Linked DNA regions of Mus musculus: region 2 is linked to region 1. A link is a loop called in an ENCODE intact Hi-C map of the cell type or tissue named here. Cell type or tissue: heart. All regions are shown on one strand.

Evidence for each region. Peaks named below come from ENCODE experiments on the same cell type or tissue, not always from the same donor. Only the 100,000 strongest peaks of a DNase experiment are listed, where the experiment ranks them.
Region 2: a loop joins it to region 1, with 3 times the contacts of the local background. A loop is called at or near these places in 3 of 42 quality-filtered maps.

What each region holds. Positions count from the first base shown.
Region 1 is chr5:45,517,424-45,522,423 of GRCm38, reverse strand. It overlaps Med28 (mediator complex subunit 28), which reads right to left and starts at 2,195. Exons shown (of 4, transcript NM_025895.4): 1 at 1,940-2,195. The coding sequence starts at 2,098. In heart, no CTCF peak of the experiment used is centred here; a DNase peak (open chromatin) is centred at 2,153; H3K4me3 peaks cover 1,733 bases; H3K27ac peaks cover 1,257 bases.
Region 2 is chr5:44,222,267-44,227,266 of GRCm38, reverse strand. It overlaps Tapt1 (transmembrane anterior posterior transformation 1), which reads left to right and starts at 661. Exons shown (of 14, transcript NM_173764.3): 1 at 661-853. The coding sequence starts at 664. In heart, a CTCF peak has its summit at 2,812 (motif pointing left); a DNase peak (open chromatin) is centred at 566; H3K4me3 peaks cover 1,925 bases; H3K27ac peaks cover 1,870 bases.

The sequences.
Region 1 (5,000 bases):
AACATAAAAATGTTATATACACAGCAGCTATTAGGAAAAGAAAGGGCTTCTCCTGAGGCCACTCAATAATAAGTGGACACTTTGCACCTGTACTTGAGAAGATATCAGGCCAATGTAGACACCAGGTAAAGCCAATCCCAGCTGGTCTGGCACCTGAGACACTGGTATCTGCTGGCCTCATCACACGGTCTTATTCCTGCCACCTGCCTCTTCCTCACTGTCTTATTCCACACCTGGAATACCTTTCAACCCCACCACGGCCACGCCACTCTGGCTGACCCTTACATGAACTGTATATATTACTATGTCAAGATGTCATCTGTCTACTCTTTCTTTCATGCTCTACAGTGGAGCTTGGCAAGCTTTTCAGAAAAGTAACTGATGTTACTATCCACTCTTCAGCCACTGTTATTTCTACCAACAGCTCTGCCTGTGTGATTCAGCACTATAGTCTAAGTACTTGGGATACCATTTGGCATTTCATAAGTAACAGGTGTCTGTATAATAAGTGGTGTCATGCGGATAACCAAATCCCAAAGAGGGAGTTTTGAAAGGGTGCCAACCGAGCTGTACATGTGAGTGCGCCACAGGGGCACAAGCAGCCCTCAGACAGACAAGCATGACAGCAGCTGACAGAGGAACACAGTCTGAGAACAGACCCCGACAGCCTTGAGCAAGCACCGAAAAAAAAACCACAAAGACACAGAACCAAATTTAGGTTCCGAACACAAGTCAAAACTACACCCAAAGTTCCTCTCAGAAGCAATGAATCCTCCTGGCTAGCTCCAGATCTGATGGATGGAAACAGTCAAAGGATTTCCCACTCCTGTAACAGCTCGACCAACCAGACTGCCTATTCTGTGTACGGTAAAAGTTAAGTCTTGTTGGACTTTTGGGGCGTGAGCATGATGTGCAGATTTCAGAAAACCTATGGCCCACAAAGCTTGGGGGCGGGGGGGGGGGGGGCTTCACCAACGGCAGTAGGCCATGCAGACTTAAAAAAAAAAAAAAAACCAAACCTAACTGCAAGCCAGGCAGTGGTGCTGCACTTGTTCAATCCCAGCACTAGGGAGGCAGAGACAGTTGTGTGTCCAAAGTCAGCCTGGTCTACAGCGCTTGTTCCAAAACAGCCAGGGCTACGCTGAGAACTTGTCTCAAAACAAAACAAAACAAAACAAAAAGACAAAAACTAACTTCAGAAACTTTAGTTCCTGCTGCACCTCCCAGCCCACCCCCCCCCCCCATCCTTTGAAAAACATTTAAAGCATGGACCTTTATGGACAGTCAGTCTTACGGAGGTTAAAAACAACGCGTGCCCTTCTATTAAAAGCCCAGTATTTTAGGACTGGTGCGATGGCTAATCCGGTAAAGATGTTTGCCACCACACCTGAGTTCCATCCCTGCATCCAAGAGTGGATGGACCCAAGCGTTCTACTAAGGTTTCCTCCCACAGTGAGAACTCAACTTATGCCAACAAAGAGCATTTACCAAATGAATAGAAAGCGAAAGCCAGAGAAGTCAAGGGATGGCACCCAAACAAGCTAACAGGTAGGCAGGTGCCAGGGGCCATTGGAAGGTCTACACAGAACACTAGAGAAAAACAGGAAAAGCGTCCAGTATGTGACCTGGAAACTCAGAGGACCTCAGCCGAGTGGGCCCGCTCCAGGGAAGACCAGATCCTACTAGACCCGCAGGGGATCCAACGAGCCCCGAGGTGGATGGGAGTTGGGCGAACTTCAAGGCCACGGTCTCCAGAAATGTCGCGGTTGCGGGGGCAGACCTGAGACGACCGGCCACAGGTAGTACCCAATCTACGGCAGGCGACTTCCATTCTCCGGTGCCCCGCCTCTACTAAACGCCGGGACCGAGAAAGGAGTTAACCTGCGCGCCTTCCGCACGCCTGTGAGGGCTGCACAGAGACGCCCACATCTCGGCTTACCTCGAAGGATGACTCCAACTCGTCCACCAAAGTGCTGTTAGATGGTCTCGGGGCCCCAGGGGCTGCTTGCAGAAGCGACGCCTGGCCTGGGAGCCCGGGCGGCGGCGGCGGGGGACCTGGAGGCTGCCCAGTGAACATCCCTCCCAGGGACGCCGCCATGTCTGCAACGGCGGGCGGAAACGACACCGGGCCTGTGTGCGCAGGCGCGGGCAGCCTGATCACGTGGCAGGCCTGGTCACATGACGGGCAGTTCGCCTATTCGCCCGGAGAAAGGATTTACCATCATCCTTGTTTCTGTGCGGTCTGCCCAATTTATAGCCGACCTGGGTTTACTCTTTTTTGACCTAAATACTAAATGCTGGGACTGGTTTAAACCAGTCACTTGCAGAGACCGAACAAGGGCGCTGGCCTCCCTGCCTCCAGCCAAGCCCTTGGGCTGTCCCTAAAGACCTTAGCCGAGTCTTTTCTGCGCTCCTTTAGAAAAATGAGTCATCAGTTCATTCTAGGGTGATTAAGGGCTTGAGATGTACCAAATGCCAATCTAGTCACTTGTTCTGGCTGGAACAACACAAGTTCCCTCTAAATTCTGGCGTGAGGTGACATCCTGAAGGATACCAGTGTTCCTGGCACTTTTCTAATCGTATATGATAACACCGGAGGGAAAGTGACTGCATCTGTTTTCATAACGGCTTTAATGTTTGCCTGTTCACTAATTCAGAAGCCAAATAGCCTTGTTGTCGTCGTTGTTGTTTAATTTTACAACACTTAAAAAAAAAAGAAAAATTATCAGCTGACCAAGTTTTCGCCGAAAGATTTCCTTGCCCTAGACAGAGGGTAGGGAATAAGTGACAGGAGACAGGATGAAGGAGAAGAGAAGGATGGGGAGTGGTATTTGTCACTGGAGGATAAAAGACTGCCTCTAGATAGAGAGGAGACAGATGCGGCACATAGTAAAATGGACATTTATAATGGTATAAAGGGAACCCCTGTGTTAGAATGATGTGTTCAATTTTAGTTGGACAAGTTAATTAGGTGAGCCAACGGGGACTTTTCATTGCTGGACTTCAATACGATGATATCTTCACCTTGGTAGTCAGCCTCAGGAAGTGGCCAAATAAGTGAACAAACCTCGGTGGCTAGCTTTAGGAACACAATCTAACAGTTCTTAGTAAAGCAGAGGAAATGGAGGAGCCGAACAAGGATTGCCAGAGCCATGCTCAAGTGGACTAGTGTCCCTTCAACTTAACTGAGTCCTTCTAGTTTCCAGATAGGCATGTTTAATAATCTAGACATAGTAGTAAATACCCCAAATAGGAAGAAAAACCTCATAAATACATACAGCATTATTTGTAGAGATAAGTACTGAGGGAAAATGCTTGGGAGTGGACAGCTAAGTGCTCTTTGATGTGGAGGGCCTCTCTAAAGAGATCTCATTTGGAATGAAAATTTAAATGGAAGACCTTTCTAGAAAAAAAAACCTAAAGAAATACTTTGCGGGGTTAGTCAGGTTTTAGTTATCTATATGCCCAACATCCAGAACTCTGTCTAGCAAATATAGAGAAACACTTGTTGACTGAAAAATAAGCGCAGAGGCTTGAGCAGATGGCTGAGCTCGGGCTGGGAAGGCTGCATCTCAGCACTGGATTGGCCCAGGCTGCAGTGGGCCCATGGCAGCAGTTTCTTGAGTCTGACACTTAACTAACTTGTCTCAACCATGCTCTGAGCACAGATGAGGAGGTGCTGGGTCTATGTATGTGTGAGGTGGATACCATCAGAACTGTTCACATTCATTCTGGCATTATCTTGCAACGTTGTGACAAAAGAAAGGACCATGTAGAGATTTCTTCAGAACAGTCATCTGTTGCAGGATATTTGATCACATTGTGAACAGTGAGGCTGTGTTTCTAGTTGTTGTGTGGCTCAGCCTTAGCACACACCTTTAATCCCTCTGGCTGGAATACAGACATGCCCTTTGGACACACCTTTAATCCTAAATAATGAAGGTAAAGTTAGTTTGTAAGTGATGTCTAATTGAGACAAATAAATGAATCAGAGAAAGATTTTGACAGAATAGGATGAGAAGAGGAAAAGGGAAGCTACTTAAGAGAGCAGTGCAGGGAGGGGGGGAGAGGGAGAGGGGAGGGGGAGAGGGAGGGGGGAGAGAGGCAGTTTACCAGGAGAGTTTTACACAGGTTGAAGAGAGAACAAGCTAGATAGACACAGGTAAATACACAATGAGCCAGAGAATGAGAAGGAACCAGAAGAATTGAACAGATTCCTAGAGTTAGTATTAGGCAAAGCAGAACAATTCGGGAGAGGCTGAGAGAAGGAAACCTGAATGAATCAGTCAGCCTAGAGATGAGTTTGAGCCAGAACAGCTGAGTTGAACCAGCCAACAGAACTTAGAAAGAGCTAGAAATGGTGACCCCATACAGCAGCAAGTCTCGGAGGCTAAAAACACTCAAGGCCTAGGTAAGACTGTATGGAGGCTAGAAGCTTCCAGGACTAGGCCTAGGTTAGCAGAGGCAGTAAGTCTTTGAGACAACAGTTCCACCAGGTGAATAAAAGTTATTTTTACGGCCATCTGCAGCCTCAACAGATGCAAAACTGTTGGCTAAACTAACAGGTTGCCCTATGAGAGTTGTTAGCTGTTATTATTTCTATCCTCATAAAACCACTTGGCTTTCCTATGTTGATGTGCATACATAAGCCTACAGTTGTTCTAGTAGCTGACTTGCCTAATTCTGGGAAATAGAAAGTTAGGTCTGGTCCCCTGATGTAAGTATTGGTTCTGATGCTAAGGTCCTGTTCCTCAATTGGTTCTTGATCCATCAATAAAGACACTGGCAACCAATGACTGAGGACGGGGGAGGGGGGGTGTGTGGTGTGGTGCACTTAGAGTTGTGACCAATGACTGAGGATGGAGGGAGCACTTAGAGTTGCAAAGGTGGATACAGGCAGAATCAGGAGAGCAGGGAAAGAAGCTGGGTGTAACTGTAGGAGATAATGCCAACCAGCCTTGTGAGTTTTTGGTTTTTTGAGTGGCCAATGGCCACTCTAC
Region 2 (5,000 bases), 1.3 Mb after region 1:
GCCGCCTTGGCTGCCACCCGCAGTCACATAACCCTATTCCCGAAAGGCAACCCAGAATGTCCCCGGCGCTTTAGGCGCATCGAGCACTTTGCCCGTCGGGCCGAGTCCCCCACCTGTTGGCACGCTCCCCCGAGCTAGGCTTTGGACACTGTCCACGGACAGGGAATGTGACAGACGATCATAAATATGCAGGAGAGATGCAGCCAAGACAGCAGAGCCACCGGGTCGGCGCCGGCGGGAGCCACAGAGCTGGAGCCCGGCCCCAGTCGCCGTGCAGCCAAGGCCAGGCGGGTCGCGCCGGCGCACTCCGGCCACCGCACGGGCACAAGGGGCTCCGGCCGCGCGGACAACCACGCCGAGCCCCGCTGCCGCCCACCGTCCCCCACCGCGCGACCCGGCGGCATGGAGCCCGGCGCGGCGCCCCGGTCCGCAGAGCCCGCCGCGCGCCACGGCGACGGCAGGAAGAAGATGGCGGCGGCCGTGGCGGCGGCCACCGCGGCCTCCCACGCGCCGCTGACGCCAATGGCGCGCGCCGGCCGGCGGGCTACGGATGGCGGCTGCCCGGGCGAGGGGCGGGGCGAGGCGGCGAGGGGGCCGGCGGGAGGCGGAGGCCGGGCGGGCGGCTGGAGGGAGGTGGCGGGGACAGTGTGTGGCTCTCGGAACATGGCGGGCGTCTGCGACGCGGCCGCCCCGGGAGAAGGCGGCGGTGGCGGCGCGGACGGCCCCGAGCGGACCGGCCGCGGCGAGGCGGAGCAGCCGGGTGGTGGCGGCCATGGGCCCGCGCCCCAACACACCGAGACGCTGGGCTTCTACGAGAGCGACCGGCGGCGGGAGAAGCGCCGCGGCCGCGCAGGTGAGGCGAGCGAGCGAGCGGGCGGGCGGGCGGCACTAGGCCGCGGCGGGCTACCGAGGGGCCGACCGGGCTGTGGTGGCGGGGACGCCAGCGCCTTCCCTCTGCGCGCGGAGCGGCCGCGGCTCCGGTGGCTCCCATGTCCCCACGGCCGGTGACAGCTACCCCGGCGGCTAGTGCGCGCGGCCCGACGTTCCCGCAGCCATCCCCGAGCCAGGTGCGCCCGGGAGATCGTCGGTCCCCGGTCCCCGAGAGTTCGCGACCGGCCTCAACAGTGACAGGCATCTCCCACATCCGAAGGAGGTCAAAAATGGGAAACGCAGGGCTTTCTAGGCGATGTCAATGCCGAGGTGACTCTTCCCCCTATGGTTTTATGCGAAGTTGAGTCTCGGAAACCTGTTAACTTGCCCGCCGAATCCATTTTTCGTAGACTCAGCTGACAGTGTGGTCGTGACCGTGAAGTTCAGCAGTTTTCTCTCAAACAGAAATGTGCGGCACCCCTTAAAATGTTACATGTGGAGTTTTCCTAAACTAAAACTTAAGCCAGAAGAAACAGTTTGTCACACAAGAAAATACGTACCACTTTTAAGCCCTACTGTCCATAAGCTCTGAAGCATACTGTTAAAATATTACAATCCCCTGTGTTCAAGGATCTTATTAAGAACTTTTAACAGCTTTGGTATTTACACTGAAGCGTTCTATTAAGCCCGGAAGCAAAAGGGAAAGTTTTGGCTTGGCCGTTTCATTGGGTATAATAGTGATTGCATTTTAATTCTTGCATCGTAGATCCAAGATCTTGGACAGCAACTTGATGACATTTCTTCCAACTTATTCTGAGCTAATGCAGTGGAATAAGGTCCTGCAGCTTATATAAATACTCGTTCAAGTTATAAGGTTGACTCCATTCACTATGGGTATTGAAATTATAGGAGTCCTAAAAGTCTGTAAGACTGGTGGATAGATCCTGATAGACTTGCTAATTCTCAGAATTGGACATAGAGTTTTGCATCAGTCTCCATATCTTTGAAAACTCAGGCACCAGCTGTGTGCCTTGTTTGTTTGGTTTTTTTTTTCCCCCTTTATTTTCTATTTGGTTTAGTTGTCAGTTAAACACTTGCTTGCAGGAATGTTTGCTTTCTAAATTGGCAATACCTAAGTAAACCAAAGTCTTCAATCTCTCAGCCGCTTGTTCACTTAGACTTGACTAGGGCAAGCAAATAGATGCGACCAGGTTTCACTACGGTTTCTTTGAAATCTTTTCAAGCTTCAGGAAAGCCTTTATGTTGTTTGCATGAAGAAAGACAATGAAGCTGTGCAGAGCCTTTGGTGAACACAGACCTTGAACTTCTGAAGTGAAGTGCATTTATTCTTCCCTGGTACTAACACAGACCTTGAACTTTTGAAGTAGTGAGCACCCCTGGGCTGAGCTGGATACTTGGACTTGTATAAATTTAACATCATAGCACACACTCATTCATCACAGAGGCAGTGCACTGAGCATCATATACTTAACAGGTTTAAACCTGGATTTTCAACCTGCAGTGGCAGAAAGTCCTTACTAGGGAGCCGGCATGAAGCCGTGGCTATTGGGGTGGCCCTCCTTGTTTCCATCAGTCTTGTATGAGGGAAAAGATAGTGGTTACTCCCGCTTTGGTAGATGGCATTAGGGATCTAGGCAGGCATCCCAGGAACATTTCAGAAGTACCAGCCAGTGGTTTTCCTGTGTGGACTCGGTGTGAACCACCTTCTTCTGACCCCTGGTGTCTGTTCTAAGAGCCAGGAAGCTCTCACTGTTGCTGATGCATGTCTACCTGTGACTGGGTCTGCAGTTGGCCACGGCATCCCCACTCACTTAGAAATCCAGGCGTTCTTTTTGTTCACCCCCAAGTGCTTCTCTCTTCTGCTCTGTTTTCTTTCTTTGCCTCCTTACCAAGAAATAGAAAACGGGTTGTCTGGGCCAGAGGGCACCACCTAGTGTCAGACTGGAAACATCTTTCTCAGTCATTTATGTCACTAAGGTATTAATCGTCCATTCTCTGTAAAGGTTCCTGTGTACTTGCCCTGTCGTCCCCTCTGCAAGCTGGGGCAGTCTGTGCCGTTCCTTTTGGAAGTCATAATCTTAGTGTCTTGATGGCCTTAACCATCACTTAGTTCCAATGTCCCTTTTATCATTTTCCCCAAGGCGTTCAGAGCTCCTTTATAAGACATTTATTGGTGGGTCCTAGCAGTTTAGTATTCTCTTTACATGAGCATAGAGTAAGGTACTTATCCACACTTGGAGTAAAATAAAATGCTGTAGTGTTTAATGTTCATCCTAATTTATCTGCTGAGGAAAATATGTAAATATTTTATATTTATACAGCTATACATACGACATGTATTCATCTATATCAGTTATATTTGCTTTTTGTTTCTTTGCAGACTGCTATCATTTGATCCTCAGCAGCATTTTTTTTAATGCATGAATTGTGTGACAAATACTAGTACTTTCACCTTAACACAGTTAGAGCTGGATGCCGGTTCATCCCGGTGTGTGGTGACTGAGCTGGAACTCTGGGAAGAGTGCTCGCCAAGAACTGCGCTCTCACCGTGCTCTTAACATTACTGCCATGTCACGTTGCATTTTTCGACATAGATCAGATTAAGCAATGCCTGTCATCCGGTTCCTGCGTTTTCCCCTCTTGACTCGTCTGCAGGGTTCTAGGTGAAAGATTCTGCATAGCCATGTATAGCTCTAGCAGTCAATGAGGAGCAAGTCCATGTCGGACTAAGAATACGGAACTCTGTCTTCTTAACTTGGTTCTGTTGTTGAACTTCGTAGACTGCTTGCTTAATCCACTTGGCTCTGCTTCATCGAGCCAGTACTAAATAAGTCTCTAACTTAGTTGTCTTCCTCTCCGTGGAGACCTTGGTGTAAGATAAGCATGACATCTTCCCATGAGCATGAAACAGCTCCCTGTAAGGCAAGCGCAGGAGGTGAGCAGATAAGCATTGCTTGTAAAGTGAGAGGCCTGATGTCAGGTGTGGCCACCGTGCTGTTTGTGGTGGAACAATGCCGTCACTATTGTTCTCTTTGTAATGATGACTTGACTTCTGGAACTCAACTCTTGTCTGATTTGTTTCTCTCCTTGCCTTTACACATCTTGCTGTATCTCCAGGAGAAGAAAGAAAACCTGAAACCCAGAAAAGCTAACTGGTTTTCTGTTGGCAGTTCCCACAGAGATTGTCAATGGAATTCAGACAATTCCTATTCCTTGCATTCTACTGTCTGTGGATTTGAAATTTTAAGCCAGCTGGAGGATTATTGACACATCACACTGTTAATCCTTTGCTTTGTTAGCGTTAAGATGTGCCTTCCATTTGGAGACCTTCTTCTGTCTCTAAGCGTATGACTGCTCTGCTCTTTACTATCCTAAAGGAGACCATAAATGGTTTTTAAAGGGTGGGAGGCAGAAGTAAGAAGATCCTGAGTTCAAGGCCAGCCTGGGCTACATGGAAAGCCCATGTCTCCAAAACAACCCAGCAAAGAAACCAACAAAAAGCCTCAAGAAGCTGAATATAGTATGCAAAATGGCTCTTTTTCTTACATTTGACTTAGAAAGGCAAAACTCCTATTGTATTGTCTCCTAGAAAAGTTAATTCCTAGTTTCCCTGTGTAAAAGTATGCCTGTTACGTGTAAGAAAGGCTCATTTACTATTTTAGATACCTTGTTAAACTTTGTAAACACTTCTTTTCCTTAAGGCCAGAGACAAGCTTGTTTCATGGTTTCTTAGCAGTCAACCAGTATTCCTTTCCAATTTGGTTTTTTAATGTGCAGTGCTATTTTAAGAAAGATATATTTAGACATATTGCTGAATATATAAATATATGTATGATTACTCACTACTTTTAATAAATAGTTTTTGATCCTAGCTTCTGATTTCTAAAGTAAGCTGTCTCGGATGAGTAAGACTAATAGTTCTTATTTCAGGAGTAAAGGAAAAGAATTTATACTCTTATTTCTCAATTAAAGGTAAAGGATTACAGAATGTTTCTGTGGTAGATGAATATTGATTTTATACTGGTGGAATTGATTTACACTTATGATGGATATTATTTTACTTTTATTAATGTTCACATTCTTCTAATAGACACACTTATAATTCAGTA